2 separate regions of the Homo sapiens genome follow, and region 1 is linked to region 2. Evidence: chromatin loops called from intact Hi-C (ENCODE). Cell type or tissue: Calu3. All regions are shown on one strand. Links, peaks and the distances in the headings refer to the core of each region. The heading gives the core; the rest is flanking DNA. Region 1 overlaps DUS4L-BCAP29 (DUS4L-BCAP29 readthrough). Region 2 holds the start of SLC26A4 (solute carrier family 26 member 4).

Region 1 (15,545 bases), core at 4,463-12,462, 49 kb after region 2:
AGGCTCTGGGGAAGAATCTGTTCTTTGCCTCCTCCAGCTTCTGGTGGCTGTCAGCATTCCTTTGCTGCGGCTCCATCACTCCAATCTCTGCCTCTGTGGTCACTGTGCTTTCTCCTCTTCTGTGTGGTAATATCTCCCTTTGCTTCTATATAAGCATAGATGTAGCTGCATTTAGGGCACTCCCAGATTACCCAGAATAATCTCTCCATCTCAAGACTTTAACTTAATCATATCTTTTGCTATAGAAGAGAACATTTCCAGGTTCCAGGGATTGGTATAGGGATATCTTTTGGGAAGTCATAATTAAGCCTACCACAGTTCCTAAAGTGTTTGAAATCATTTCTGGTGCAAGTAATAAAGTTGTGTTTGTGTAGAGATCAAACTGGAAAGAAACACCGTGAAAGTAATTTTAAAAATGCCGTTCAGCAAAGAAATGTTAGAAAAAGAATTTCATAAGTGGATTTCCAAGATTACTAAGAAAGGGATGAAAAAACACAGGAGGGTTCCATGGACTCTAGACGGATCATCCCAGACATTAAAGTCAATGCTTAAAAGCACGGTTATATTCACACATTGTATAGTGGGCACTCAAATGCACAATAGTTTGTCATGTTAGCAGGGCTGGGGATAAGCTGGTGGTGGCGCACAGATGGGAGGGATAGCGAGAAGGCAGTGGACACTGGAATGGGAATGCAGAACTGAACCAGCCCACAGAGGTAGGGCAAGGCAACAGGTTCGGGTACATCCAAGTAGCTGTGGCTAGCAGGCCCAATGAGGAAGCAGGAGTGACACTGCAGGAAAGCAGAGACCACTAACAACTCCCAGAATGGGTAATATTTAGAGATCCAGGCAGGCTGCTGGCATCAGGCTAATATCTCAGAGAGTAGTTAAACTTTAGGCTCTTGATTGGGGTTCCAGGGCAGGACTCTGTCACTGAAAGGGAATCCTAGTTCTCAGCATACTAGGAAAAATAGCCAAGAGAGGAACTTATGCCCTAAAGAACAAGGCATGAATCTAATTAGCAGCACTGGGGTCCAAGATAGAGCTGGACAAACAACAAGGATAACTCATCCCAAATTCTGGAGTGCTTATCCAGAACTTGCTAAGTGCTACTTCCTAAAGACCAGAACCTCCAGGCAGATTTGCAAGTAGGGGGAAAGTCTAATAAAACTTTAGGTAATTCTGATGGAAAAAGGCAAGAATAACATTCCTGTGTTTGAATTTATAATACAGCCTAAGACATAAAGAAGTCATTATTGACAATGGGAAGGAAAGTAATTTAATATGCAACATAACTCAATCCATGAAATAAATATTTATTTATGTAATACAATTTGCTAAACACCACCATTATTAAGGAGAGTACTAGGAAAAACTACCAAACACAGCATGTGAAACAGTTGGGCACGGTGGTAAAGGGCACAGACTCTGGAGCCACAGCCGGCTAATACACTGCAATATTTTATGTTTAGCAAATTATAGCTGGTCTGTGTATAACCAGAAGAGCGGTATCTGGGGGATCAGGATATCTAAATTCTAGACTTACAGCCTGGCCCTGAATCTAACTATCAATGTTGCCTTGGAAAAACTGCTCAAACTTTTGATGTCTAAAGTTTCAGACTTGTAAACTTGAGAGGGTTGAGGTCCAAGGTCCCTTAAATGTAAACTTTAAAATGCTTTTTTGGGAATCTTTCAAATCTTCAAGCTCTTCAAAGTGCAACCAGACTTTCTCCTTACTATACAGTCTGAACAACTTTGAGAATCACTGTATTATCTTAGTTTATATAGTAATCCTGACCTAAATTTTATTATTCTCATTTTGGAGACAAGGAAATAGAGGCCTAGGCTAGCATGGCTAAATAAGTGATAAAGCTGGGAATAGATTTTAACTCTGCCCATTTTAAAGCTGTGCATTTTCTATTTTTCTGTAAGTTATTCTGACATTAGACTTAATTTTCACATAGTAGGCTAGGATTCCAAGCACTCAATATCTATATATTTATCCAGATAGCTCTTACTTTGATATTTCTAAGTCTATACTTTGAGCTAACATTTGCTCTGTTCTCTCCTATTTCAGCACTCCCTTTTCTTGTTATTTATGGTGTTGTCAGCCCATATGGTCTAACTCTCATTTCATACTCCTGTTGAATGTCTCCTACATGTCTGTTTTTTAGCAGTAACTCCTGACTTTTATCTGAAATAAAATTTTTAGGTACTTGCTCATTTCATCCACTTTATGATGAAAAAAATTAGCTAGGTGTGAAGTTGGTGCTAAAATTATAATAAACAGAGGATGTAACAAAGACAAGAGAAATAAAAACTCCAGTATTTTCCTTTTTTTTATATTTAGGTTTTCATGAGACAAGGAAGATGATTTCATGTCTAAACACTGGAACAAATGAAATCATATTAATATTATAATCACTGCCATCTTCTAAAGGAAATTCTAAATGAATATTTGAATGGAAAAATAGTACTTAATATTTAGCTTTCAGAATACAGAAACATTGTAGAAAGACTGTGTGATACCAGTGTATGTATTTTTGAGGTAATATTTATATAATTAGTTACTCTCACAACCAAGGGAAAGAAATACTGCTTTTTGGACACTTTCTAGAAATACTGCTTTTTGGATATTTTCTACGTTAACTTTTCAAGAATTCTACACTGTTGTAAAATAAATTCAGTTCAGTGGTATAGCAGTTATACAAATATATGTAAGCTCTATTACTAGATTAACTTGAAACAGTAGAGTGGTTACTAATTATGTGTTATTAATAAAAATATTAACAAAAAGACCAAAATGTGCAAGGGCACAGTAACAAAAATATAATTATCAATATAGCTATCTTATTAGAGTAAACCATAGTATCATCAGGCTTAAAAAAAACTAAGGTCATTGTTTTTTCCGACTCTTCCTTATAAATACAGTGGATAACTCTGATCAGTTATCCTTATTTACATTCCCTGTGTACAAATTTGCTGATATTGAACACTATTTTCAAACACATCATCATCTGATTAAATAGGTTATTATTACTGAAAACTTATCAAAGCTTTCAAGGCTATTAATGGTTTCATGCAACTTAAAACTTCTAATTTTGGAAGCAACCGGTTAATGAATTTTTTCCTTTTATTGGTAAACAGCCACCATATACCAATGACATTATCAATATGTAAATATGGTATTTAACATGCTTATATTTTTCTTAAGAGCTGGAATACAGACTTTGCAATATATCTGAAACATCATCAAATATTTTGATAATGCCATTACAATACAACCTATGTGTGGCATTAAAAAAATTACGAACCGGTCATAGTGCATTTTTCTGAACTTAAATTTTCTAGAGGCTAACATAACAAAATTATCATTTTGACACAGTATATTGCAAGTGTCTTTTATAAAGTTCACAGTCTTTTCTTGTTGCCTCTTTCTAAACGATCCTGTAAGGAAAAAAATATGATTTATGTAGTACAGCAAAGAGAAACAGATTCATAGACATGACAAGGACTTTTAAAAAACATTCTCTCTTCTATGTATACTTATGAGAATAATTAAATGTGAAAAAAAGGATTGAGAAAGTCTAAAATTTAAAAAACTATAAAATTTGTGGTTTTTACTTAGGAAAAAGAACACTCTTGGTAAGTTCATTTTTCCCCTTGCCTTAATCTATTTTGCTTTTGTTTCACAGGTTACATTAGGAAAACATGATTTCTAAAATTCCCCTACTGTTAACCCAATTAAGGTTTTTGGTAAATGAAAGAAGGAAGGGACAAAAACCTCAGCTAGGGTGGCTTTGGTTTTGTCCTTCAGATATTTGCCAACAGAACTGACTTCTCAAATTATACTTGGCTGATCATGTTATAAAGATTACTATATTACATCATTTAAAACTGAAGGAAAATGGAAAAGAAATTAATCTTAAGAGATCACTTGTGCTAAGAAAGTAAATGTCTACATCATGAAAAATATCTCATAAAATGGGGTTGCAGAGTGTTATTGCTTGTATAAAGAAGTTCGTCAAGCTCTTGTTCAGGCTGAACATTAATGCTTCCATAGCAACTTTAATAACATTAACTTTTGCAATCAAATAAAAAGACAAGAGTAGAGGAGGTAAATTACTTCCACAAGTTTACATATGTGGCCCCCTTTTGATAAAAAACAAAGCTTTAATGAAGCTATTATGGACAAGTCCCTTAAGTGATGGCTGATTTTCCAAAATGAAATTTAAAAACTGGCAGGTGCTGATGGGTTTGTGCAGCCAATAATCTCTAGTTAGTTCTGTTTTTCTTTTTTTTTAGAAGAGAGGCAGGGCAAATAAGGAAAGGACTACATGTTTTGAAGGGACTGTTTTCTAATATTTATTTAGTGCCTATAACAGGGAGGGGACCAGATGGGGAAATCCAAAAGGATTTAAAAGATGCAAATTGGGATCTATTTACAGTAAAGAAATCAGCGTTTCCCTCTTTAACCTTTGTTTCCTTAATATTTTAATGATCTTTCGTTTTATGATTGTTCCAATGAAAATATGTCAACTGTGTAAAATTCAGGAAGCTAGTTCCAAAGAACCTTAGCATATAATTCAATATCTAAGATTAGTTTGACAACAGAAGTAAATTCATGAGGACAATTTGATAGAGCTTTTTACCATAGAGGATCTGTAACTATCTTTTGCTTCTCAAGCAGGGCTCAGACGAACATTAAAGCACAAGAGTTAAAGAAAAGGGTTCTTGGCTGGGCACGGTGGCTCGAGCCTATAATCCCAGCACTTTGGAAGGCCCAGGTGGGCGGATCGCTTGAGGTCAGGAGTTCGAGACCAGCCTGGCCAACATGGTGAAACCCTGTCTCTACTAAAAATACCCAACTTAGCTGCGCATGGTGGCATGTGCTTGTAGTCCCAGTCACTCAGAAGGCTGAGGCACAAGAATCGATTAAATTGGGGAGGTGGAGGTTGCAGCGAGCTGAGATTGTGCCACTGAACTCCAGTCTTGGTGACAGAGTGAGACACTGTCTCAAAAAACAAACAAACAAACAAAATGGGGCTCTTAATGATATCTAAATCTGAGAATCTTATACAGGGTCTCATATTGGACAACGGTGGGGGATGGGTAGGTGAAGGAAAAAAATGTAACCAGTCAGGACATAATAAATAGCATTCTTGATTATAAATATATAAAGTGCTTTCTTATACAGGATCTGGTTTAATTTTCATAAGGTATTACAACCTTTATTTAAGTAGTAAAGTACCTGAGGAGCATAGATGTCAAATGAGTCACCTGTGGGTTACAGAAGTGGTAAACTATGGAGCTGAGATTTTGTTTTCCTTCCAACAGAGATATTATGGGAAATTGGTTTTACAGGTGATGAAAAAGTACACACACCAAACAGGGTGGTAAGGCACCTCTGGGATTATCAATAGCAGAAAAGCCACCACCACTTCTTGGGCTGGAGGGATGAGGGTTATGGAGCCCAGGTGCGAAGGCCAGTATGTAGAAGCTGCCCAGTGGGACCTAGAGGGAAGGAACTGGAGTCATAAAGGAGAAGGCCTCTATAGCAGAAAGAGTAGAAGAAATCCCTGGCTTTCCCCTTCCTCCTGCCTTCAGTCTTCTAGTGCCTGCCACTGGCTAAACCTGCCCAGACTGAGTCAGACAGCAAGGGAGCCTTGGAAACGGGCCTCCCAGAGATACAGAGTAAAGCAGTGGTGAGAGGAGAATGGATCCAAGAACACAATCCAATGATCAGCAAAGGCCAAAGAACATAGTGGTTAATGATGGAGGTTCTGGAGAAAGATTCTCTGACTTTGAATGCTATCACTTTCTAGTTACTTTCGATAAATTATATAACATCTCTGGGTCTCAGTTTCCTCATTCACAAAATAGGGATATTAAAATACTTTCAATTATTGAGCTGTCATGGAGAGTAAACAAAACAACATATACGAAGCCCTTAGCCAAGTGCTTAGTCCAGAGCATACTCTCAACAAATGACATCTATTAAATATTTCAAAAACTGGATACAAGCAGAAATTAGATCAAGTCCTGAAGTGCTATCAAACAAGGCCCTACTCTCGGCATGGTGTCTGGCATAATCTGGGATGGGGTCTTTTCCACAGAAACAGGTATGACAACTATTATAACAACTATTTTCTTGGGAAGGAATCACTTTTTTTTTTTCTGAGATGGAGTCTCGCTCTGTCACCCAGGCTGGAGTGCAAAAGCGCGATCTCGGCTCACTGCAACCTCTGCCTCCCAGGTTCAAGTGATTCTCCTGCCTCAGCCTCCCGAGTAGCTGGGATTACAGGCACTTGCCACCATGCCCGGCTAATTTTTTGTATTTTTAGTAGAGACAGGGTTTCACCTTGTTAGCCAGGATGGTCTTGATCTCCCATGATCCGCCCGCCTCAGCCTTCCAAAGTGCTGGGATTAAAGAAAGGTGTGAGCCACCACGCTCAGCCAGGAATCACTCTTAAAAGCTTTCTACTTCCTTTACCAAGAATGCAGCAGCTCCAGGCTGACTGTGGCTTTTCTGTGGGGAGGAAATGGGTTGAGGAAATCTCACTGTTATATATATTCTTCAGAATTAAGAGAACCAATGGCTGTTACCACAATGGAGACATTCAACAATGGAGACATTCAACAATGGAGACATTCAACAATGGACACTGGCCATAAGAAACTGAAGGCATACTTCTGGTTTTCCTTTCTCCATTCAAAGATCTAAGCATGTCTGACATCATGGCAAAGTCCACTAATGTCGATACTCAACCTGGCTGAGTAAACCCTAATCTCACAAATAGGGGGAAAATGTTGTATTTCTAGGCAAGAGGTCTCTGAAGTGACTTCTTCACTTTCCAAGGTGGACCTTGAAAGATACCACGAATAATTATCATGCCCCAATGAGGTCAGCAATTTTAGGGTCTCTATTTTTGAGACGGGGAAGGGGTGGTCTTGCTGACAATCTACCTATCTGCTCCAGGCCATGTGAACTGAGCCCTCAGTGTCCTGGGATTGGAGCATACAGGGTATTCACCCTTCTCTGGCTACCTTGTCTTTTGCTATTGTCAAAGTAGGCTAGTTAAACCAAACATGCAAACCAACTGGGAATATCAGATTACAAATATGTGCTTTGGGTTACTTAATTACTGGCTCTAAACCAAGGCCAAAGTGGTTGGTTGAGAATAAGTCATTCTTTCAGCAAAATTCCTACAGAGGAAGTAATACAGATGATGATGATAATACCTATCATTTCTTGAGTGTTTACTGTCAGCTAGGCATAGTGCTAAAAAACCTACACATTTTATTTAGTTCTCTTAACAATCCAGTGAGCCAGGCATCATTATTGTTTCAATTTTTATAGATGAAAGAAGTGAGCCCCAAAGGGATGCTATAACCTGCCTAAGATAAAAAACCTAGCATGCAGCCAGGTATAGGTAGGTATTCCAAGTAGGTCTGACTACAAAGTCTATGAGTATAGTGTATGCTTGCCTTGTGCCAGGAACAGTGCTGAGTCTTGGAGATACCATGACCATTAAGATGCAGGGAAATGTGTACAGTGAAATAAAAAGCTATTATTTGTAAAAAGCCCTGACTGAAAGCCACAAAGGCTGCCAAATTTTGAAGACAAGCCCAACCAGTCTGTCTTGGGAGAAACTGGGAGGGAAGGCCAGGGCTGTCTCTGGAATGGTCTCTTCCCCAATTGATCAGAGTGTGTCTGAGAAATCAATTCAGGTTACTGGCTGGCAGCAGAAGGGAGGGAGGAAAGACAAGCCTAACAGGGATGACCATTTCTTTTATTGAATTAGAGAGAAAGAGAAAGAAAACCTATGGCCCAGATCTGACTTTGTGGCTTTAACAATGAAACATTTTTTTCCCATTTCCATCTTTCAAATCAACATTTGGAGGTAAATGATAAATTTGAATGCTAAAGTCTTGTCCTAATATGTCTAAAACACTGAGACAAGAGTAGTGTGATGTGGAACTTGAAATTTTGGCCTCATTTTGGCATGAATATGGCAAACATCCCAAAGAGCAAAACTCACCTTTTCTAGAACCAGTCTGTTTTCCAATGCTGCCATTTTTGTGGCTTCTTTTGCTTAAAAATTCACCAAAACTGGAATGCTGTAAGTATGCAAGTCAGCAATTCCTTAAAATTATCTTGTATTTTCCTGCAATGTCCTAATCTTTACCCTCTAGGTAAAAATCTGGCTTCTTTAAATCGTTTAACAAAGCCAGGATTAAGTACATCATCTTGATTAGTTAAGGACAAATAACCCAAATAATTTACTTAGGTAATTACTATTTCAAAACATTTAGGTGCATAAAGTGCATGTCACACCCACCTGAAGTTCAGAGTGTTCTTTCAGGAGTTGATCATATTCTTTCGAAAGTCTCTCTGACTGCATCTTCATTTCCATCACATCATTTTGTGCCTTAGAAAGGGCTAGAAAATATCGAATAGTTTTATTTTTATTTCAGAATAATTTCAAATTTATAGAAAAGTTACAAGGCTTAAATAGAGAACTCCTGTATAGTCTTTACTCAAATCCACTGTTAACATTGTGCTACATTTGTTATCATATTCTCTCTCTTCACACACACTATTATTTTCTTGACTCATTTGAGAATAAGGTGCAGGCATCGTGCCCCTCTACTCTTCAATACATTTCTGTGAATGTATTTCCCAGAAACAAAATATTATCTAACATAACCATAGTATAGTCACCAAATTTAGGAAACTTAATATGAATACAATACTTTAAATCTAATTTATCATCCATATGCCAGTTTTTGGAACTGTCTTAATCATGTCCTTTAAGCATTTTCTCCACTGCTAGTCCAGGATACAGTGCAAGATCACATATTGCATTTAGTTATCATATCTCTTTAATTTCTTTTAATCTGGAATAATTCCCTACCATTATCACAGCCCTCTTCTCCCCATCTTTCATGATACTGACATTTTAAAGAATACAGGCCACTTTTTAGATAGAATGTTCTTTCACTTTGTTTTTGTCTGATGTTTCCTCATGAATAAATTCAGGTCATGCATCCACTTACATATGAATATAAGTGATATTAAATGCTTCTCAGGGCATCCAGAGGCCCATTACATCCAAAGTTCCTCTGTCCCTCACTGGTTTTTCCATTTTATACTTACAATTTTAACCTTTGTAACTAAAGCAGCAATATATAGGAAGACAATTTAGTCTATGCAAACATCCTGCTCCTCAAGATAATGGCACACAAGAATTACTATATATTGACCTTTACCTACCAAGGAGCTACAAGTCATATGTCAGCAGATTCAGGGCCTTAGATAGAAGTAAAATAAATATATATATATATATATATATATATATATATATATATATATATATATAAAACAATACATTGTGAAGAAGGTGCTAATGAGCAAAATATGTAGAAGAGCTGTACAAAATGGGGTAGAAAAATTAGAGTTGTCATACTTGAAACTTTTATCTCATATAGTGCTTTCAGAAATCATTTTTCCAAACTCTGGGAATCCTGAAGTAGCTCTATATCATATGTAGCCTTCAGAAGTTCTACATTTGGAAGTATTTTAGGGTAGGAGTTTAAGGGAAAAAAGTAGAATTTATAAATTTAAAAGCTACTTTTCTGGCACAATGAAATAAAATTATAGGTTCCAGTTATAAACAATCTTTTCTCTTGAGAAGTCATCATATAGGCATTTTTATATAAATATATAAGCCATTATCAACTAAAGTGCTTTTTGTATCAGTACTTTCTAGACAGTATTGTCAAATGTTCTACATAGTTCTACATCTGCGTTGTCAATACGGTAGTCACTACTTAGATGTGGCTATTGTGAACTTTAAATGTGGCTAGTTTAAGTGAGGACCTATATTTTCAATTTAAGTTCAATTAAATTTAAACAGCCACATGTGAGCTAGTGGCTAGCCATATTGGGCAGCACAGCTCTATAATTTCCTCCATGTTCCTTCTATAGCTGCATAATTCTAAATAAGGTATTAAAGACTGATTTTGACAAATTTAATGTGATGTCACTTGCTAAAGGTATGAGTCAGGTATGGAAGACACTTTTGGGGATGGTTAGATTTCATTAGGACCACCTTCACAACATAAAGAGTTATACGTTAGTTTTCAATTTGGGTTCTACAAGGCATTTCCTAGAGGCTACTTGAAAATATGATGCATGGTGGTGGTATCTTCAGAGCTCAGCAAAAAAGTTTAAGACCCTGGATTTCTGGTACATAAAATACACAGTAGATTCCACAATCTAATAGTGGCTGACTAGCCTGCAATGGTGTTTATTTTTTTTTGAGACAACATCTTGCTCTACCACCCCAGCCAATTTTTAAATTTTTTGTAGAGATGAGGTCTCACTATGTTGCCCAGGCAGGTCTTGAACTCCTGGGCTCAAGCAATTCTCTCACCTCAGGCTCCCAAAGTGCTGGGATTACAGTTGTGAGCCACTGCCCCTGGCCTACAATGGTAGTTTTAAGAATGTTGTTGTTATGGTCCGAATGCTTGTCTCTCCACAAAATTCATATGTTGAAACCTAATTACCAATGTGATCGTATTGGGAGGCGTGGCTGGGGAGTGATTAGGTCATAAGGGTGGGGTCCTCATTAATGGGATTCGTGCACTAATAAAAAGAGGCCCCAGAGAGCTGCCTTTCCCTTTCCATTATGTGAGAACATAGCAAGATGGTACCATCTACGAATCACGAAACAGGCCCTCATCAGAGGCCTAATTTATTGGGGCCTTGATCTCAGACTTCTTAGCCACCAGAACCGTGAGAAATAAATTTCTGTTGTTTATAAGCTACTGAGTCTAGAGTACTTTCTATTAAGACAGTTGGTCAGGTGCTTGTAATGAACAGGAGTTGGTCTTAATGTCAAAAACAATTTATACTTGAATTTCTGACATTAAGAAGTTATTTAATAAATTTAATATATCTTAGATATCAACCCAGTAGTTCCTTTTTAAAAGAAGCTAGAAAACCACTTGTACAGCCTATCTAGGAGTTTCTTCTGGTTACTACTGGTATAAAGTTATTAACGGAACAAATGCAGACAAATACTGTTTTTCTGCCACTTACTAAGCCAAGGTATAAAATGTGTTTCTTATTTCATTTTGTATTTCAGTGGATATTAATAAATCTAATGAATACTATCACTCCAATTAGGGGAGGCTATTATTGTCTAGACACATCTTGGACTGTTTCCCAGTCCTTTATCTCATTTTATAAAAATTATTGTGTTTTGGATGCCTTCCACCTCCTTTTGCAACTGCATCTGTAACCAAGGGACTATATAAACTTGTTATCTGACATGTGAATATGCTTATTTTATTTTGAGGCATATTATTTTGGAAACAGCATATATAAGAAAAATATTATTGGACAAGGAGGCTTTAGATGATACATCTAAGTTGCTACTGCAATTTTCTTAACTGCAAAAACGGGCTGCTATCACTTGCCAGTGGCTTTATGGAAATACTGAGATATTTGCTAAGAATACTGGCTAGATTCAATAAGAGACTGTTATGTCCTAGGTTATGGTCCATTAGATATTTTTAAAGGCACTTGCATCATTTATTAATATAGAAAATGACTTCAACTAATGTTACAGTGACACATAGTAAGCAAAAACATTTGTTGTCTTTCCAAGTGTCAAACGTTCACTTACGGAACTATTTGCAAAAGTGGGAGGAGCTGGTGAGACTAATGTACCGTGTAAATGTATTGTATCACTGTGATTTCGACCAGAGATAGAAACACTGCCAGTAAAGCTCTGCCAGGAAATGGAAGTTTTTAGAGGCACTGGCATGACAGCTAAAGTTGGGCTGTTGTACAACAGCTGTAAGGACTGAGCCAGAGGAAAACATATTTTATTTGAAAAATTTCCATATGTCTAGTGTTGGTTTCTTTCCAATTTATTTGGTTCTCTTTCTGAGAATTCAAGAGTGTGATACACTGGAGCTATTCAGTATTTAATCCTCACATGTACTACTCCTTTGCCAATGATCACTTATTGGATTGTTAATCTACAGTAATGCTTCCAAGATACTTGGAAAGTAGACATACAAACTTCTGTTCAGTAAGGACATAAACTGTGGTTTAATTATATTATCCTTCTTTTGTACATGCCTATATTGTGAGGTCTGTGTAGGTAAAGATTTACGTTTTATTCATCACTTCAATCAACACCTAATCTCTTTTAACCTCACACCCATCTGTTGATAAAGTTTGTTGATAGCTGTTAAGTTCCTTTATAGCTCTCCAATCCATACCTTCCACTCCAGCTCTGTGACCACTGTCCTCATTTCCAGATTAGATTATTAAGTGGATTTCTCACGTAGTTGCCCGTCTACTTGAATCCATTGTCTATAATGCTGTCAAAGTGATTGCTCTTGTGCCTAAAAACCCTCTAAGAGTGCCCTGAAAATGTTAACGTACAAACAGGGCATATGAGGCCCTTCAGGATGGCTTCTAGGCCTACTGCTCAACTCTCTCCACTGGTTCCATCTTCTTTTACACTCCAGTTGCCTTGAGCTCCTTGTAGTACCTCAAAAGTGCCATACTCCTTTGGTTACATGCTGCTCATTTTTGTTATAACACCTTGTCCATCTCCTCCTACTTCATCTGGCTAATTAATGTCATCCTTTAAAATGTCAAGAAAGTGTCGATCTCCAGTGTTGGCTTCTACTACAACTCAAGTTTCACCACACCACGTATTGAATTGAAGGGCAACTATGCCCTTACTAGACTATGGACTACTCAAGAAACAGAGCTGTGTCTTATCTGTCTGAGTACCTAGCATATTGCCTAGTATTGGTAAGTGCTTAAAATATGCTCCTTGAAGGAATGAAAGAATGAATAAATGAAAAGTGTAAGCTTTAAGCATTTGAAAAATTCACTTGTGTGTAAACAGTTCACTTGGAAATGATAAATGTCAGGTGAACAATACAAAGTGTTACTTTAGTCACCTGATAGTAATCTTGATAAAAACACCGTCAATCAAAAACCAAAATACTCAGGATAGCCAAAACAAAGCAAAGAGACCATTCTTGAAATATTTTGATGAAAATATACTCATGTTACAAATATCTCATACTACTCCAGAATCAAAAATAAAATATAAATAAATAGTACCAAAGAATCCAGCCCAATTAAAAAAAATCCCTAAACATTGATTCTAAGAATGGGGCAGGAAATGTTCAAGATAAGCCTGGAGTATCTTGTAATGCCAGAAAGTAAGGAAGTGCTCCAAAAATGAAACAAACAAACAAACAAACAAACAAACAAATATCCAAAATGGAAATGTGTCAAAGGGACACAGGAGCCAAATGAAAGAGCTCCCAATGGTGAAAGCTGGACAACCTGAACAATAAACTAAAGTAGTATTAAATTATAACCCAAATTATAAAATAAATACCTATGAGTCCATACTGACAAACAAATGGTAGACAACAGACAAATCTGTGTAGAATTCCAAACAATTTACACAGATACTCTGCTTTCAAGGAGGTTGAGCGTAACTTCCCTTTCTTATTTTTTTTTTTTTAATCCACTCATTTGCACACTGATCCCCATTTCTGAAGTGTGGGCTGTGAACAGTGATTCACAAAGATTACGGTATGGAAAAAGGAGGGAAAAGAGGAACTTTACAGTTCAGAAACTAGACAAGCACTATTTTAGCCAGGTGATCAAGGTCAACATCAAAACTGATAAGTTATGTTAATAATATGTACTCTTGATACAATGTGATGAAAGCTGGCACCTCTGTGACTTTCAAAACCTATACAAAAGTAGAAAACATGGAATCCAGGCCGGGCACAGTGGCTCACATCTGCAATTCCAGCACTTTGGGAGGCCGAGGCAGGCGGACCACCAGGTCAGGAGTTCAAGACCAGCCTGGCCAACATGGTGAAACCCCATCTCTACTAAAAATACAAAAATTAGCTGGGCATGGTGGTGTGTGCCTGTAATCCCAGCTGCTCGGGAGGCTGAAGCAGAATTGCTGGAACCGGGACCTGGGGGGCGGAGGTTGCAGTGAGCCAAGATTGCGCCACTGCACTCCAGCCTGCACTACAAAGGGAGAATCTGTCTCGGAAAAAAAAAAAAAAAAAGAAAAAGAAAGAAAACATGGAATTCAGGAAAGAGGGTATCAATACAGGAAAGAGGCAAAGGAAATCCTCATAATGATGATGAATATATAGTTGTAATAATATGATATAGTAAAAGTTATGATATATTTAAATTGAAAGGATGGAGGGGGATGGGAAGTATGAGGAGCCAGGAGGGAAACTGGGTGAGATAAAGAGGTCTAAGTCCTCGTCTTCCCTATAACAAAGTCAAAGATAATATCCCATACTGAAAGATCAAGAAAAAACTACCTAAACACTGCATTTAGAAACCTGGAGGCACATATCAGAGAACATTATTTTTGAGACAGGATCTTACTCTGTTGCCCAGACTGGAGTGCAGTGGCACAATCTTGGATCACTGCAACCTGTGCCTCCCAGGCTCAAGCGATTCTTCTGCCTCAGCCTCCCGGGTAGTGGGGATTACAGGCACGTGCCACTACCATCCGGTTAATTTTTATATTTTTAGTAGAGACAGTGTTTCACCATATTTGGCCAGGCTGGCCTCAAACTCCTGAGCTCAAATGATCCACCTGCCCCGGCCTCCCAAAGTGCTGGGATTACAGGCGTGAGCCACTGCGCCCGGCCTCAGAGGACATTTCTAAAGGAGTTGAATGTAGTTGCTTCTGGGGACAGGGCCTCAGGAGACTGCTCTTTTTCATTATAAGCCTTGTGTTACTATTTTGCTTTAAAAATATGTATATGTAAAACTTTGATAAAATAAAAAAAAGTAAAAGGTGCTCCAGATAAATACTCCCTTTTATAACAAAGGCTCTCAGAGCTGGGAAGACCTCTAGAGATCTAGTCCCATTTTTTATTTCCCTAACATAATTATAATGAAAAGAACATGCTAATTTCTTAAATCATTTCTTCTGCAAAGTTTTATTATTCCATATCAATAGTTCTAATAAATGTTCTAAACAAACAGCCACGCTCTAACACTAATGAGAATTGGTTCTGTTTACTGGCATATCCTCTCTTCTCCCAATGCCCTACATTTAAGACTTGTGGCCCCATTTCACATAGCACACTTGTGTTCCCATTTTACATAGCACACTTGTGTTGTGAGCTAACAGATGCATAAAACCTGCCAGATCCTGTCCTAAAGATCCTAAGATTGCATGAAACATTCTTCAAAAGTGAAGAATGTGGCTTAATCACCTGCTGAGCTTATTAAGTTTGGAGAAAGGGAAGTTACTGTGAAAAGATTTTTCTCATGAAAAATAAATATAATTTGAAGGGTCAAAAAGCCAACAATGAAAATAATTCTTGATAGTCAGTTTTGCTTAATTACATTATTTGGAGCTATATAATAGACATTAAAGTTTAACTAGTTCAGTCTCTCATTTTACAAAAGAGAAAACTATGCCTAAAAAGAGTCAATGACTTCA
Region 2 (15,545 bases), core at 5,167-13,166:
AGGTTAGGTGTATTAAGTGCATTTTTGACTTAAAATATGTTCAACTTGCAATGGGTTATTAGGATGTAACTCATGAGAAGTAGAGGAGCATCTGTCTTTCTACTGCAGAAAGAAGGGCCTTTACACAGATACTCTCAATTTACAGTTTCAACAGATCAGCCTGTCCTGAGTTGGTCTCCTTATCTTGCATACAGACTGGCTATGCTAGGATGCAGAACAGGATCCAAATCACCTGGAACAATGATTGCATCTACAAACATCACCTGCTCAAATGAATGGACTCAGTTGATCAGTAATTCAGTCTTCCACCAATCAGATCAGTGGGAAAAAACAATCAAGTCAAATGTTGATTAAAAACTTGGTCAGGCCTGGTGTCCTACACCTATAATCCCAGTGCTTTGGGAAGCCATAGGCAGGAGTATCAGTTGAGCCCAGGAGTTTGAGACCAGCCTGGAAAACATAGCAAGACTCCATCTCTACAATAAAATGAATGAGCCCAGCATATTGGTTCACGCCTGTAGTCCTAGTTATTAAGGAGGCTGAGGCAGGAGGATTGTTTGAGCCCAGGAGTTTGAGGTTACAGCAAGCTATGATCGTGCCACTGCACTCCAGCCTGGGCAACAGAGCAAGACCTTATGTCTAAAAAAGAAAAAAAAAAGTTTTGGTCAATTCACTCCAAAGGCTCAGACCAGTTTTGCACAGAGGCAGTTGTGTCTGAGCTCAATATTTCTCTGCGTTCTGAGGGACACAGTCATTGTTACACTGCCCTTTCTCCTTTTTTGGTGGGGAAGAAAAGTTAGACCCAAAGAAAAAATATGATAATTATACTCAGCAGCAGACAAGACAACTCTACCCTGATGAAGTTGACCAACTCCTCCACTAGGCAATGGCAGCAGCCCCCAGACCCATTAATGCCTGGCTATAGAGAAATCAACATTCTAGTTTACATGAGGGTTAGAAGAGGATAATGACATTCTTTTCCTTGGTTAAATACTTAGGTAGCCAGCATATCTTACTCCGTTTTACCTCCTCACCCTTCACTCACTCACAATGAGAGAAAATCAAGCCTTTTCACTCTTGAGTCATTAATAAGGAATTACATTTATAGTAGTTTATTAAAAATGGCAACAGCCTGAATATGCTGGCCCCCACACACTCAATATTACTTATCAGATGAATGTCCCCAAGCAGGGAAGTGGTTAACTAAGTTATGCTTCATACTTCGTAATTCTATGAAATGAAATTGATGTGATGCTCAGAAGTACATTCAGTAACGTGGAGAGATGTGAAGTAAGAGGGAAAAAAGTGAGTAAAATCAAGATTCAAAACTGATAGGTATGTATGCTTCCTCTTTTGTAAAAAATACACTCCCACTCCAGCCTGTGGGAGTGTACGCATTAAAAAAAGCCGGAGGGACCGGGCGCGGTGAGTCACACCTGTAATCCCAGCACTTTGGGAGGCCGAAGTGGGTGGATCAGGAGGTCAGGAGCTCAAGACCACCCTGGCCAAGATGGTGAAACCCCGTCTCTACTAAAAATACAAAAATTAGCCAGGCATGGGGGTAGGCACCTGTAATCCCAGCTACTCAGGAGGCTGAGGCAGAGAACTGCTTGAACCCAGGAGGCGGAGGTTTCAGTGAGCCGAGATTGCGCCACTGCATTCCAGCCTGGGCAACAGAGCAAGACTCCATCTCAAAAAAAAAAAAAAATCTGGAGGTATTTTGAATAAAATATGAAGTAATTTACATATACAAGAAACACAATACACAATGAATAATATAATAAACTTTCATGTATCCATCATCTAGCTTAAGAAATAAATTACTGCCAATGCAGCGGAAACTCTCAGTATACTCTTCCTCAATCACATCCTCTTTCCTCCCTCTACCCTCAGAAGGCAACAATTATCCTGAATTTGGTGCTTATTATTTCCAGACATTTCATTATACTTTTATATAGATAAGTATTTATGTGCCTAGTAAGATATTTACTGAAATATCAATGGGTTATCTGTATGGTAGGATCAGAGGAGACTTCTAGTTTGTAGTGGAGGTATTTTTTCATGTTCCTTATATGTATTTTCTAGTTTTCTACAATAAGCATTCATTCATTCAACAACAGTTGATTATGCACCTACCATGTGTCAGGCACTGTTAAAACAAAGTCTCTGCCCTAGTGGAGTTTGTATTCTAGAAAAATATATCTATTAGTACAATTGTTTTAATATGTAAATTACAAACAGGAATTGCAATAGTCAGTAGTCCCAACAGCATGGAATAAAATAGGAAGGTGACTCCACAGAAGGAAGATAAGAAAAGAAGGAGCAGGGGATGAAAGCACAACTTGTCTATTTCATATGGACATTTTTCAAGTCCTTCTCAAACTTCCATTTCCCCAAACTGGGCTCTGCAGTTCTTAATATGCCTGGAAAAGGGGAACTTTTCAGTTTTCATACAGAGTGTCCCATTTAGGGACCACTACTACTCAAATATACTGGAATCATCTTTATTATAAAGAAACTTGGTACAACAGTTTTAAAATTACACAATTTGTAAAGAAATCTGGGGCTAGGTGTGATGGCTCATGATTGTAATCCTAGCATTTCGGGAGGCTGAGGTGGGAAGATCACTGAGGCCAGGAGTTCAAGACCAGCCCGGCCAACATGGTGAAATCTCGTCTCTACTAAAAATACACAAATTAGCTGGGGGTGTTGGTACATGCCTGTAATTTCAGCTACTGAGGAGGCTGAGGCACAAGGATAGTTTGAACCCAGGAGGCAGTGGTTGCAGTGAGCCAAGGTCATACCACTACACTCCAGCCTGTGTGAGAAAGAGTCTCAAAAAAGAAAAAAAATTAGAAGAAATCTGAGCCATTGATTTAAATGATAGAATTTCTCTGTTGGTAGTCATGATTTATAGCATGGTGACAAATACTGGCAAAGCAGGTGCTAATAAACAGTTGAAATTTATATTAAATTTAAATTTCTTCTAAAGGTAAAGCCTTCCACCATGTGAGGACGCAGCAAGGTGACGGGCTGTCACCAGAAACTGAATCTACAGGCACCTTCATGTTGCAGAAATAAATTTCTGTTGTTTAAACAAACAAATACATAAAAGTCAAAAGGAGAAAGCAGACAGCAGACTCCTTAAAGTTGTGAATAAAAATAGCACTACAAGGGTTGCATCGATCTTTTGCTGTCTGATGGGAATTTGTTTTAATAACAAAAATCACAAAGATCCCATCATCCTTAGCAACTTCCTGGCTTCCCAGTAACCTGAGCTGGTCTTCTCGGAGTTGTTCTACTACTCAGCTGCTCAGCCAGTGGTTGTGGCATGGACATTGTCATCACTGGAAACCACACCACCACCTCCAAAATCTGAATTTTGAGCCTCTCTCCAGCTACAGCCTCCAAACCTTCCAGCTCATCTACTGCAGAATCCTTATTGCAACATTTATTTGTGCTCACGAGGCTTCTAATTAATTAACCGATCCACTTTCTCTCTATCCTCCACACCTTCCTGTCTTCACTTCCACCCTTGCCCACACAGATTCCATGGAATTTTGCAAATATTCTTAACTCCCTTTTTTCACTCTCTCTTTCCTTCCTTTTCTTGTCTGGCAAAACCCCAATTTGGCTGACCTCAAACATCTACCTTATCCATGAGAGCCTTTGAGCAGCTAGATAAACTGGACTGAAGGCATCTACATCTGGGCTAACCAATTTCATGTAAAATGTGTGACCACAAGTGCTAGATGGGCACTCAACACTGCCTGGGGACCCAGTTACATTTCCTCAGGGGGTGTGCCTTTCCTCTCCTTGAGACAACTATTCAAACCTCCCCTACTTACCTCAATCTGCCCAAACCCTTCTCCACCAGACTCAAAGTTAAGGGACATATTCTGCATTTAATCGAAAACACAGAATGCATGAGATGCTCCCAAGTTACTTTTCATCAAAATTTCAAACCCGTCTGCATCTGCACCATTTGGGCTATCTTCCTTTGAAAATGGAAGAAATATCCCTCCTGCCTTTAAGGAGTAGTTCTCCTAGTTCCATTCTCAAACCCCTCCACGTTTGCCCCTTTTTACTACTTTGCTTCTAGTTATTTCTCTTGTACTTCTTGCACCACAGATCTCTTTCTTTCTACTAGGTCATTCCTATCGGTTCACAAATACGTTCTAGTATCTCCCATATTAAGAAAAACAAATTCTCCCTTCACTCTGTCTTCATCTCTTATCTCCCTCTGATTCATGGCAAAACTTCTTAAAAGCAGTCTGTAATCCTTCATCATACCCCACCCCTCAGGCAAATTCAACACTCTCAGCCCCTCTATGCTTTTTTTTTTTTTTTTTTTTTTTTAAACCTTCTCTCTTGGCTTCTGATCCCACATTCCTTTGGTTGTTCTTTGTCTTCAACTTCCTGCGCCAGGCTTTCTCAGGTTCTTGGCTGCCCCTCTCCTTGCCTTCCTAACTTCTAAGTACTCTGGCTCTCTTTTCTTCTACACCTGCCCTTTCTTCCTAGGTAATCACAGGCATTCCCACTCTTGTAAATATCACCTCTTCAGCAATGCTTTCCTGATTTTTATGTCTAGCCTAGACCTCTCCTCTAACCTTCACACTTGCAGTAGCTCCCACTTCTCTAGGTGGCATCTCCACTTAGATGTCTCACCCTGTGTCTCAAACTTAGCATATCCAAAAGGAAACTTGATTTCCTATCCCAAACCTGCTCCTCAGCCTGTCTTTGCCATTTAGATAAATGATGTAATGATCTATCCGGTTGCTCAAGCCAACAACCTTGGAGGCATCAGTGATTTTCATCCACACTCATCATTATGTGTCAGTGATTCTTGCTGCACAATATATTCCTATCTTGCAGCTCTCTTCATAGCCTGCATCATCTGGTTCAAGCTGACACACCCATTCTCCCTTTAATTCACAGCAATATCCCCACAGGGCCAGGAATAGGGTGAGGCAAATGAGTTTCCTAGGGTACAATATTTAAAGAGGCATCCTGAGAGTGAGTGCCTCCCTTACCTCATCCTAATCCCAGTCCTGCCTCAGTTTATTTCATGGTTTACTCACCCTCCCCCACTGCACTCATCCACACTACAATTCTTCCTCTTCCTCCCTGGAAAATGCTAAGTTTTCTGGCCTCAGGGCCTTTGCACCTTTACCTGGTACACTCTTTTTTTCTGCTTATCACATGGCTGTCTCCTTCTCATTCTCTTGTCTTTTACTAAATTTCACCTTCTCAGTAAGTTCTTCCTTGACCATTATATCTAAAATAGACCTCCCTTCCTGGCTGGGCACAATGGCTCACACCTCTAATCCCAGCACTTTGGGAGGCCGAGGCAGGCAGATAACTTGAGCCTAGGAGTTCCAGACCAGCCTGGGCAACATGGTGAAACCTTGTCTCTACAAAAAATACAAAAATTAGCCAAGCATGGTGGCACATGCCTGTAGTTCCAGCTACTGGCGAGGCTGAGATGGGAGGATCACCTGGGCCCAGGAGGCCAAGGCTGTGGTGAGCTGTGATCTCACCACTGCACTCCAGCCTGCGCAACAGAGCAAGACCCTGTCTCAAAAAAATATAAAAATAAAGATCCACCTTTCAAATTAATCCCTATTGCAGTATATTTAATCCACCACAATAGATATTGCAATCTATAATTATTTTTCTATTTATCTACTTATTTAATTCCCATCCCTACCCCTCAAAATAATTTTACAAAGCTCCATGAAGTCAGCACCTGTGCCTGTTAATGAACCACTGAGTGCACATGGCTGGATACCTGGTCTACAGAATTAGTTTATAAATATTTATTAAGTGAATGAATGATAAATGGATGTGTAACTGAGCCAGATTAACCTCCCAGAAATTCACCTTACACAGAAAACTTTATAGAGATAATGTTTCTAGAAAAGCATCTTACCCATAAAGTAAGGAACTACACAATAGACACCGGATTAAAATCCCAGCTGTACCACTTACCAGCCACGTGACCCTGGGCAAGATTTAATAGATTTTTTCACCTACTGAAAATGAAATAATAATAGACCTACCTAGCAGGATTGTTATGAGGATTAAATGAGATAGCTGGCAACATTCTTACTTAGCATAGTGTCTCATGCTTATAAACAAAATGAATTCTTATAAGATACTTGTCTATGAAAACTGGGGAGACATGGAGCATGAACCACCATTTTTTATATATAAAGAAGATTCATTATCAGGAATGCAATTCAATCTTTTTCACTAAATATACCATCTATTATGTGCCTGTCTCTGTGCTAGGCACCTGCTGAACAAACATGAATGAGGCATGGTTCCTGTCCCCCAGGAGTCACAGGGTGTCACCATGTCACAGCCCTTAGAGCACAGTGTAGAATACTTGGCATTGTTTAACTTAGGAACCACACAGCCCATCCTAGTCTCTCTCCCGTCCACCTTTGTGATTAAGAACATGCTTGATCAGGCTGAGGCTCCACCCTGGGTTCATAGGCCATCCTCCTTCTCTTCGGGCATCTACCTGGCCTGATCTGAGCAATCTTGAAAGCTCCATAGCCAAATTTTAGCTCACAATATTGCTCAACATTCATTACTAGCTTCTGAAATAGTCTATTTTCAAGCCATCCCCACCCCACCCTACTTCCCATCACTTGGCAAACTCAGACTTAGCCATCAGGGAAACTCAGCTTTGACATTCAACTTCCAGGAAGCTATTCAAGATCCCCTAAGACCGCTTTGAGTGAACCTCATTTGCACTCCCTTAGCAAGTAATTTGCACTCCCCTGCCACAGCCCTTATCACATTGAATTGTTTTCTCTTTCTCCATTGGACTATGAGTTCCTTGGAAGCAGAGGATGCATCTTATTCGTGTCAGCATACCTAGTGCCTGGAACATATTAGGTGTTTCACAAATTATAATAAATAACGATATTTCTGTTTTCATGATTCAGGGTCTTTGGGAAATTGGTCAGGGTGTTGGGGGTGGGGCAGAAACGAGATGGTGGGGATAGGGGACAGAGGAGAATGCCATGCTGCTAGGCACCAACTATACAACAGATTTCTAAGATGCTTATGGGAATATTATGGTATGAACTCAGTTTATAAAAGAACAAATAACCACCTATGTTGGCACATTTTCCCACACATTAAAATAAGAGGATGAATTTTTTTAAAAAGGGATGAGGGGCAGGCAAAACATTCATGTGGAGTCCAGGCTAGGAAGCTCCCTTCACTTTTCCTTAAGCCAGTTTCAAACTACACCTCAAGATCCACGTGTGGGAGGCTGGGCATGGTGGCTCATGCCTGTAATCACAGTACTTTGGGATACCAAGGAGGGCGGATCACTTGAGGTTAGGAGTTCCAGACCACCCTGGCCAACATGGCGAAACCCCATCTCTACTAAAAATACAGTAATTAGCTGGACATGGTGGCACATGCCTGTAGCCCCAGCTACTCAGAAGGCTGAGGCACAAGAATCACTTGAACCCGAGAGGCAGAGAGGTTGCATTGAGCCAAGATCGTGCCACTGCACACCAGCCTGGGTGACAGAGCAAGACTGTATCTCTAAAAAGCAAAGCAAAACAAACCAACAAAAAAGATCCACGTGTGGATATAAAATAATTTAATGTGCTGCAATCATCATTTAAAAAACCTAAGCATAATAGAACAAAGTGAAAGATTAGCACATTGTTATAATAAATATTTCACAGGAACTTTAGATATATATGTATATATCAGGATGTAACACATTTCTTTTTTTTTTTTAAATCTTGACTTGAAACTCTTTACACATTTCTTATTGAATTGTGGTCAATGAAAATAGAGAAGCTGGCTGGGTGCAGTGGCTCACGCCTGTAATCCCAGCATTTTGGGAGGCCAAGGCAGGCGGATCACGAGGTCAGGAGGTCGATACCATCCTGGCTAACCCGGTGAAACCCCGTCTCTACTAAAAATACAAAAAATTAGCCGGGCGTAGTGGCGGGCGCCTGTAGTCCCAGCTACTGGGGAGGCTGAGGCGGGAGAATGGCGTGAACCCGGGAGACGGAGCTTGCAGTGAGCCAGGATTGCGCCACTGCACTCCAGCCTAGGTGACAGAGCGAGCCCCCGTCTCAAATAAAATAAAATTTAAAAAAATTGAGAAGCCACTGCCTAGTATATGCCTCTAAATTGGACCTCTGCACCTAGTGGGGCAGCAGTTTCCCAGGAAGAGAACTCTAAGGAAGGGGAGAAGAGAGGTGACTCTCTCCACTAAGGGGCTCTACAGGAAAGATACAGGCCTTGAAGGGTAAGCAACCATCTGTCACAGACCTATGGTAGCTGGGGAGAAGTGTTAAACTCCTGCTGGAGACCAGAACTCTCAATCTGCCAACATCTTACCTTGCAGCGTGGCCACTAGCCCAGTACTAACTCCCGAAATGACGTCACTAAGCAGCCATTCCTTGACTCGGTATTTGGGGAGCCACTCCAAGATGGGCACAAGAGTCTTTAGCACACCAAAGGCTCTCTTTCTTGAACAACTGTCAAAAAGCAAGAAAACTGGGTTTTCAATCCAATCTCAGTCACAACCAATTTGCAAATCACAAAGTTATGAACTGGATTCTGCTGATGTTTATAACTATTTGGAAAAAGGATAAGTATTTCCTGGAAAATAATAACCCTGAAGTGCTTACCATGCTTTTGCCAAGAACTGTATCTATCCTTTTAAATGCACTCTTCTAGAGAACACAGGATTAAGTGTCCCACCCCTCGCTCACATTTTTAATCCTCTGAAAAAATATTCCTACACAAAAACCTATTTTCTGGTCCAGCCAGAGACTGATGGATGTGGAGTCTCTAAATGGAGATTACTTTTCAGACTCCTAATCCAGGCGCCTTATTATTATTATTTTCTTTAAAGAAGATAAACACACTGAGTATATTTTGGCAATACAAGCCTGGAGCTAGTTTTTACAAAAATCTTAGCATGAGGAATGTATACCTTATACCTTGCTACTTGGTAGTTTTTAAATTCAGTGACCTACAGATGAAAGAAAAATATCAAAAGTAGGTGGTATAACTCCTGATTTGAATAAATTGTTTTTTAATTAAGGCATTTATGGGACGATTGGACATTTTAATAATGACTCAATTTTTGATATTAGGAGGTTATTTTTAGATATTAAGGTGTGATCATGAAATGTGGTTATATTTTTTAAGAGTCTTTAAAGATATGCAGTAAAATACATAAAGACAGTATGCTATATGAGATTTGCTTAAAAATAATACTGGAGGGAGCAAGTAGGTGTAGATACAAGAAACAAGAGTAACTTGGATTTGATCACAGTTGAGGCCGAGTGATGGGTTAAAAACGGTGGGGGTGGGGAGTTCATTATACTACTACGTCTACTTATGCATATATTTGAAATGTTCTATAATGAAAGGTTTTAGAAACTCTAATTTCTTTATGTTTGTGACATCTAGTTACGGCATGTTTGGGTTTAGAGACTGAGGGTGGCTTTCCCCAGGGGTCCCACAGCCTGCTGATGAAGTACTTGGCACACCCCGCGCTCCCCTGGGTTCTAGCTTGCATCCTGGTCTCTAACTGAATGGTAGCCCGCCTACTTAGCTTGAGTGTTTCAAGGACTCCTCCTGGTCAAGAGCTGGGTTTCCCTATTCATTTCATTTAAACAAGCTCCCAAGAAGGCAACAGGGACCCACTGTACCCCAAGAGGCACTCCAAGTTTCCTTCAGAGAGGAAAAAGAGAGACGGGGCTCCTAGAACCCACTCTCCCCAAAGGCGAGTTTCCCAGGTAAGTTCATTTCGGGCCCGAGACTGATGGAGCCACCCTCCCACCAGAAGGGCGGCGTGGAGGACCGGAGACCGAAAGTCGGGCCTCTGGGAGAAGCAGCTGGCGCCCAGGGGCTCCGCCGCCCGCACCCCACTCTCGCCCGCTGGGGACGCCCTTCCCTCCCCAAGGCGTGGACGCCCCGCTCCGCTTCTCTCTACGCAGGCCCGCGCGGCCGCTACCTGCAGCACTTGGCCAGGCTCTCCCGCAGCGTCTTGCGCTCCTGCAGGCGCCGCTCGTGCTGTTGCTGGAAAGCGAGCTCGCTGTAGACCGGCCGCGACACCATGTAGCTGCAGCTGTACTCGGGGAGCTGCGGCGGCTCCGACCTGCCGCCTGGCGCTGCCATGACCTGCGAGCCAGAGGACAGCGAGGAGGGAGGACACGCGGTAAGCGAGGACGATCGGAGGGGAAGAGCGAGGAACAGAAAGAACGGGATCACCTGTTAGCTGCAGCCAGGCCCCCCTGCACCGCGAGTCTGGTCCGCGTCCTGCAGCCCTCGGCGCTCGCGACAAGCGCCCCACGGCGCGCACGGCCAGCCTGCAGGGGGGCACCTGAGAACCTTCGGGTCTCGTGGCCTGCACCCGCTGCCCGGGGTTCCCCAAACTTGAAGCGAGTAAGCCCCTGCTCTGGGGGCTTCCCGAGTTCCACCCAGTCCCCTATGGCCCGCAGCCAGGGCGCTGTCCGCGTTCTGAAATCTCCCCCAAACCGAGGGGCTGGGGCAGGGGCCAAAGGCGCTTGCAAGGCTGGAAGGGGACACTGAGATTCCCTCCCTCCCCGCACCTGACCCGGGACGCAGCTCCAGGTGCGCACTGGAGGAGAGGTGCAGACCCCCGGGCCAGGCGTGGAACCGTCAGGGCGCGCTCCGCGGGTCCCCAAGAGGCGGACGCTGCAGGCACATTCCAGCAGCTGTCGCAGCCCTCTCGGGGGCAGAACTTTCAGCTTATTGAGCAAGTCTCTCCCCTCGTCCTGTTTTCCGAGCAGCCTGTTCGCTCTCGGCGTCTCAGAAAGAAAGCTGTACTGCCCCCTGCCCACCTGATCCGTGACCACTTAAGAGTCCCATCCGCAACCCTCGAGGCCTCCCCGGGAGTGGAGCCCGGGCCGGGCGGTGTGGGCATCTTCAGGGCGAACTCACCTGTCTCTGCTCGCGCCCCGCCCGGAATGCCCCGCGGACTACCCTTCCGCTGCCTTTATAGCGCTCTCAGAAGGCAGTGGGACGTTTTATTTACGGAGCAACAGACACCTTGGTCGAAGGGAAAGACACACACAGGCTGCGGTCTTTCCCAACCGATCCTATCAGGAAAGAAATCCTACCCCTCCTGCATTCTTCCCCTTTCCCGAACCGGGAAGGCTGAGACTCTTACTGGCTGCCACGCAGGGGCCACCCGGATCCTCACTCATCCCGTTACTAATCTCAAGGGTTGCGAGGTCAGGGGCGGGCCAGGCCCTGTGGGACTCCTTAAAGAAGAGCAGAGCCCGCCTAGAGGAAGAGGTCCGTGGTCTCTGGGAGCCTGCCACAGGTGCTCTCATACCACATGGGGAGGAGAAGAGGAACAATGGCCAGGTTTCTATATTAATAAGTCCTTGAATTTCTAGAAAGTCTTTTAGGAGTATTCAATGGGTGGAGGATACAGAGAGTTCACGATTTACTCAGATTTTAGCCACTTATTCTACGTGTGCATGTGTGTGTGTTTTATTTCACAATCCAAATCAAGCCGTCCAGGTGGCCCTTTCTTACCCACTAGACTCTGTTTTTTCTTTTTCTCATTCTCCTGGACAATCAGGGAAGGAATAAACTGGACTACATGGAAATCAAGACTAGAAGAGAGGGAGGAGGAGCTGGAGCTATCCTACCTCATCAGTGTTTTGTCTTCTGTTGGGATGAACTTTGTTAAAACTAATGCATGGTTAAGATGAAAGGCAGAAGGAAGGGTTTGATAAACCAGAACATTCTCGCCTGATTGTTAGTGTTCTGAAGTAAATACAGAAGAGGCTCCAAAATACAGACCTCTGTACATCAACCTTCCGTAATCCACCTGCCTTGCATATGCAGACCATGACAATTCTACGAGCTCCTGGAAACAGAACTCAGAACTCCTCCCCAGAGAACCCTGATGCAAATTCTCTGAAATGGTAGTCAGCATGTGCGTTTTCCTGAGAAGTGAATGAGTCAACAGCTTTCAACAGATCTTCAAAGGCTTACTTCACCCAATGAAGTTAAGAACCACTAAAGAAGAAACCTAAAAGGAAAATCCAGGTCATGAACTTTGCAATTTTTATTCACATACAGAGAAGAGGGGAGGAATCTCTTGTGTATGTTTTACTTATGTATACCACTGGTTCTTAATAAAGGGCTTTTTTTGCCTCCAGAGGTCAATGCCTGGAGACATTTTTGGTTGTCACACCTAGGGAGATGCTATTGGGATCTAGTGAGTAGAGACCAGAGATGCTGCTAAACATCCTACAATGAAGTTTGCTATCACTCCAAGGTTTTGCATGCGACTTAAACTGTACATTTATTAATCAATTGCTACATGTACTAAAATATGTATCTCTCTCCATATATGTATATATGCGTGTATTTTTTCATTATTGTTGGATGTATAGCTCAACTCCACTACAACAGAGGAAAGTATTTGTTTTAAAGTAGAATCTGAATATACTCACTCTGTATACCCTCATCCATACCTTCAAGATCTGGTGAAAACACTATCTCTTGCAAGAACATTCTTTGATGCTGTTCAGAATTAATCCAGACCCTTTTCTGTATTCTCTTAATACCTTATCTGATCCTCTCTTAAGTTACTTCTCACTATCTACCTTAGTAACACAATTTTATTTACATACAAGTTCTCTCTCCCTCACTAGACAAAAACTTCTTGAGGGCAAGCACTGTGTCTCCTTTCAACCATTATTATCTTCTCTCATGTTTTTTGAACAGATTTATCTATAGCCCAAACATACCTTTTCAAAAAACTAAAAATTACTTTACATATTTGATCTAAGGCTTTGTTTTTCTCCATTAAGAGCATGCTGTGGATATCTTTGCAAGTGAGTGCATAAGGATTTTTCTTAACCTTGGAGATGGCTGTCTAGGATTTCAGAATATCAACTCATATTTGTAGCTCCATGGCAACTCACCTACACAACTCACAACTCTTTATTGAAGGCATTCTGTACCAATATAAATATAGTCCATATCCCATTCTAATATGGATTTCTGCTCCTTGTTGCTTGCTATTTTGAACACTTTTAGTCTGGTCCAGTCAGGCCTATAAACCACTTTGCATCAGAACTTGGCAATGGTTTGCTGGTTCAGAGGATTAAGGAGTGGGGTAAGGCTGGCAGAAGGACAGAAGAGAAAAGACTTGAGTAACAACAGGAGGCAAAAGAGTAACTTAGCTTGGCTAATAGAATTCTTATTTGAAATGCATCTCTCTATATAAGAGTTTGGTTCAATAATCACAATATAATAAGTCCTGCATGTATCTGGATGAAGATAATTGCTTTTTTCTGTTCAATGCTTTTCCATAGCAGAAATAGCTGGGGCAGAACAAAATGGTATCTCTGTTACAGGATTCTATAAGGGTATAGAACTGCTTTTCTCATAGGTAAAAGGCAGACCGTTTGAATTTGGCTTTTTAAAAACAGAAGAGTAGGAGGAAATAACAGCTTGCTCTCTCCACCCTATTTAATTGTGATATTAAACACCTTAGATTACTCACTTGGGCTTTATAAGGCAACCTTCTCCTGTTTCACACAGAGGTGGGTGGTTCTTATTTATCAGACTTTTAAAATATTCAGGACTTCTTTCCAAAGAAATAGATGCATCACTTAAAAATAAATATCAGACAATATTATTGATACTTTACAGTACTTATTTAGCAGTTAATACTTTTTTAAAAGGCATTTTCTTATTTATCATTTAGGCATTTGCAGTGTAAGACAAACTCCCTTGTTTGATTACGCATTCACCTGTTCATTCATTCATTCATTCAAGGATTTATTAGGAAATTATTTGTGCTGGCTGTGGGTACAATGATGAACAAAAGCTTATACCCTGGCCTCATATTTATGGGTGCAGTAGACACTAATCAAATGGTCACAAAATGTGTATCTTATTTCACTGATTATAAAATACAGATTTTTCACATTTTATCAGGGTTCATGTTATAATTGATGATCTACTATATATTATAGTTTAATTGATAGCGTATTTTGTGATTCATAAAATGAGTTTTATAATAGAATTCTATAATTAATAAAATATAGATATTTACATAAATTTATAGTGTATCTATGCCTTTTTTTTCTTTTTTAGAGATGGGATCTTGCTATTTTGCCCAGGCTGGACTTGAACTCCCAGTCTCCAGAATAGCTGGGACTATAGGTGCACACCACCACACCTGACAGAGTATCTATGCTTTTGAGTGACTACGTGTGCTACAAGAATGATTTAATTGAATCCTTCGTTTATTTAACTTAAGAGCAGTCAATCTTGCTACATTATTTTTGTCTGAGAGCGAATATTGTGGTATAAATTTTTTCTTTTTTTTTTTTTTTTTACAATTTAAAATGTTCTCAAATCAGAAGAATTGCAAAAGAATGCAAACATGTTGGCTGGGCGCTGTGGCTCACAGTGTAATCCCAACACTTTGAGAAGCTGAGGCGGGAGGATCACTTGAGCCAGGCCTAATCCTGAGCTTTTATTTCATTATGCGTGTTAATTTTCTCAAGATAGCAAATGCTAAATTTTTGTCATACTTATACAAAAAGAGAACTGAACTGAACTTTCTTTCTATATTTCTGATCTCTTCTTCTCTGAGCAACTTATTGGGCTTATTCTCAGTAATCATACAGTTTTGCACTCAATTGTTTTCTTGGTTTTTTGTTGTTATTTTTATCTTGCACTCAATTGTTTTCTATTTGTTTACTGTATGCTACTTTATTTTCTTCTCCAGTTATAAGATATGCTCCCTAGGGACATAAATAGTATATGTCTTTTATGGTGTTACAAAAATAAGATGTGCCTGTAGTAAATAATTTGGAAACTACATTAATGTATAATATAGTAATCACATTTTATCTCATTATCCAGATAATCACTGTTTTGCTTCTTTTTTTATTTATTCTTTCTATGCAGACATAGGTATACATTTTTATTAAAGTAAAATTATAATGCTAGTCTCTTTATTTCCCTACACAATACCTTGACAAATTATGACAATATAATAGGTACCAGACTTGTTAAATTATTGATCAATTGATTGTTTAACAATGGAATTTTGAGAAATATTTGGGTAGAAAAAAAACTAGTTTTAAAAGAAGAGAATCCAACCATTAAAACATCAAAAAATGAAATTATTTGTAAATATTATGTGGCAATCCATTCAATTTTAAACAACTTACAGTGTCAATAAAACTATAACTCAATAAATTTCTCAGGCAGAGCCCATCTGCCTCTTCTTTAATATGAATGCAAACTTGATATGTGGTTTAGTAAATTGCTAGAACGAAATGATGGCATAGTTTTGGGTTTTGAGGGGTTTTCTGTGTGTGTGTGTGTGTGTGTGTGTTTGTTTGTTTGTTTTAAACAGGGTCTGGCTCTGTCACCCAGGTTGAAGTGCAGTGACACTATCTCAGCTCACTGCAACCTTCACCTCCAAAGCTCAAGCCATTCTCCACCTCAGCCTCCCAAGTAGTTGAGACTATAGG

The links. A loop is a pair of places that touch in the nucleus more often than their neighbours do. Peaks named below come from ENCODE experiments on the same cell type or tissue, not always from the same donor. Only the 100,000 strongest peaks of a DNase experiment are listed, where the experiment ranks them.
Region 1: a loop joins it to region 2, with 2.2 times the contacts of the local background. A loop is called at or near these places in 3 of 110 quality-filtered maps.

The regions. Positions count from the first base shown.
Region 1 is chr7:107,606,230-107,621,774 of GRCh38, reverse strand. DUS4L-BCAP29 (DUS4L-BCAP29 readthrough) reads right to left here. Exons shown (of 13, transcript NR_163941.2): 12 at 8,343-8,443; 13 at 1-3,447. It overlaps BCAP29 (B cell receptor associated protein 29), which reads right to left. Exons shown (of 8, transcript NM_018844.4): 7 at 8,343-8,443; 8 at 1,297-3,447. The coding sequence ends at 3,412. Among named protein-coding and RNA genes, the nearest start is that of BCAP29, 34 kb to the right of the region's middle. RefSeq lists a silencer at 11,637-11,931. In Calu3, for the core only: no CTCF peak of the experiment used is centred there; no DNase peak of the experiment used is centred there.
Region 2 is chr7:107,656,276-107,671,820 of GRCh38, reverse strand. It overlaps SLC26A4 (solute carrier family 26 member 4), which reads right to left and starts at 10,993. Exons shown (of 21, transcript NM_000441.2): 1 at 10,966-10,993; 2 at 10,016-10,182; 3 at 8,386-8,525. The coding sequence starts at 10,179. SLC26A4-AS1 (SLC26A4 antisense RNA 1) reads left to right here and starts at 10,023. Exons shown (of 2, transcript NR_028137.1): 1 at 10,023-10,219; 2 at 11,615-15,305. In Calu3, for the core only: no CTCF peak of the experiment used is centred there; a DNase peak (open chromatin) is centred at 10,070.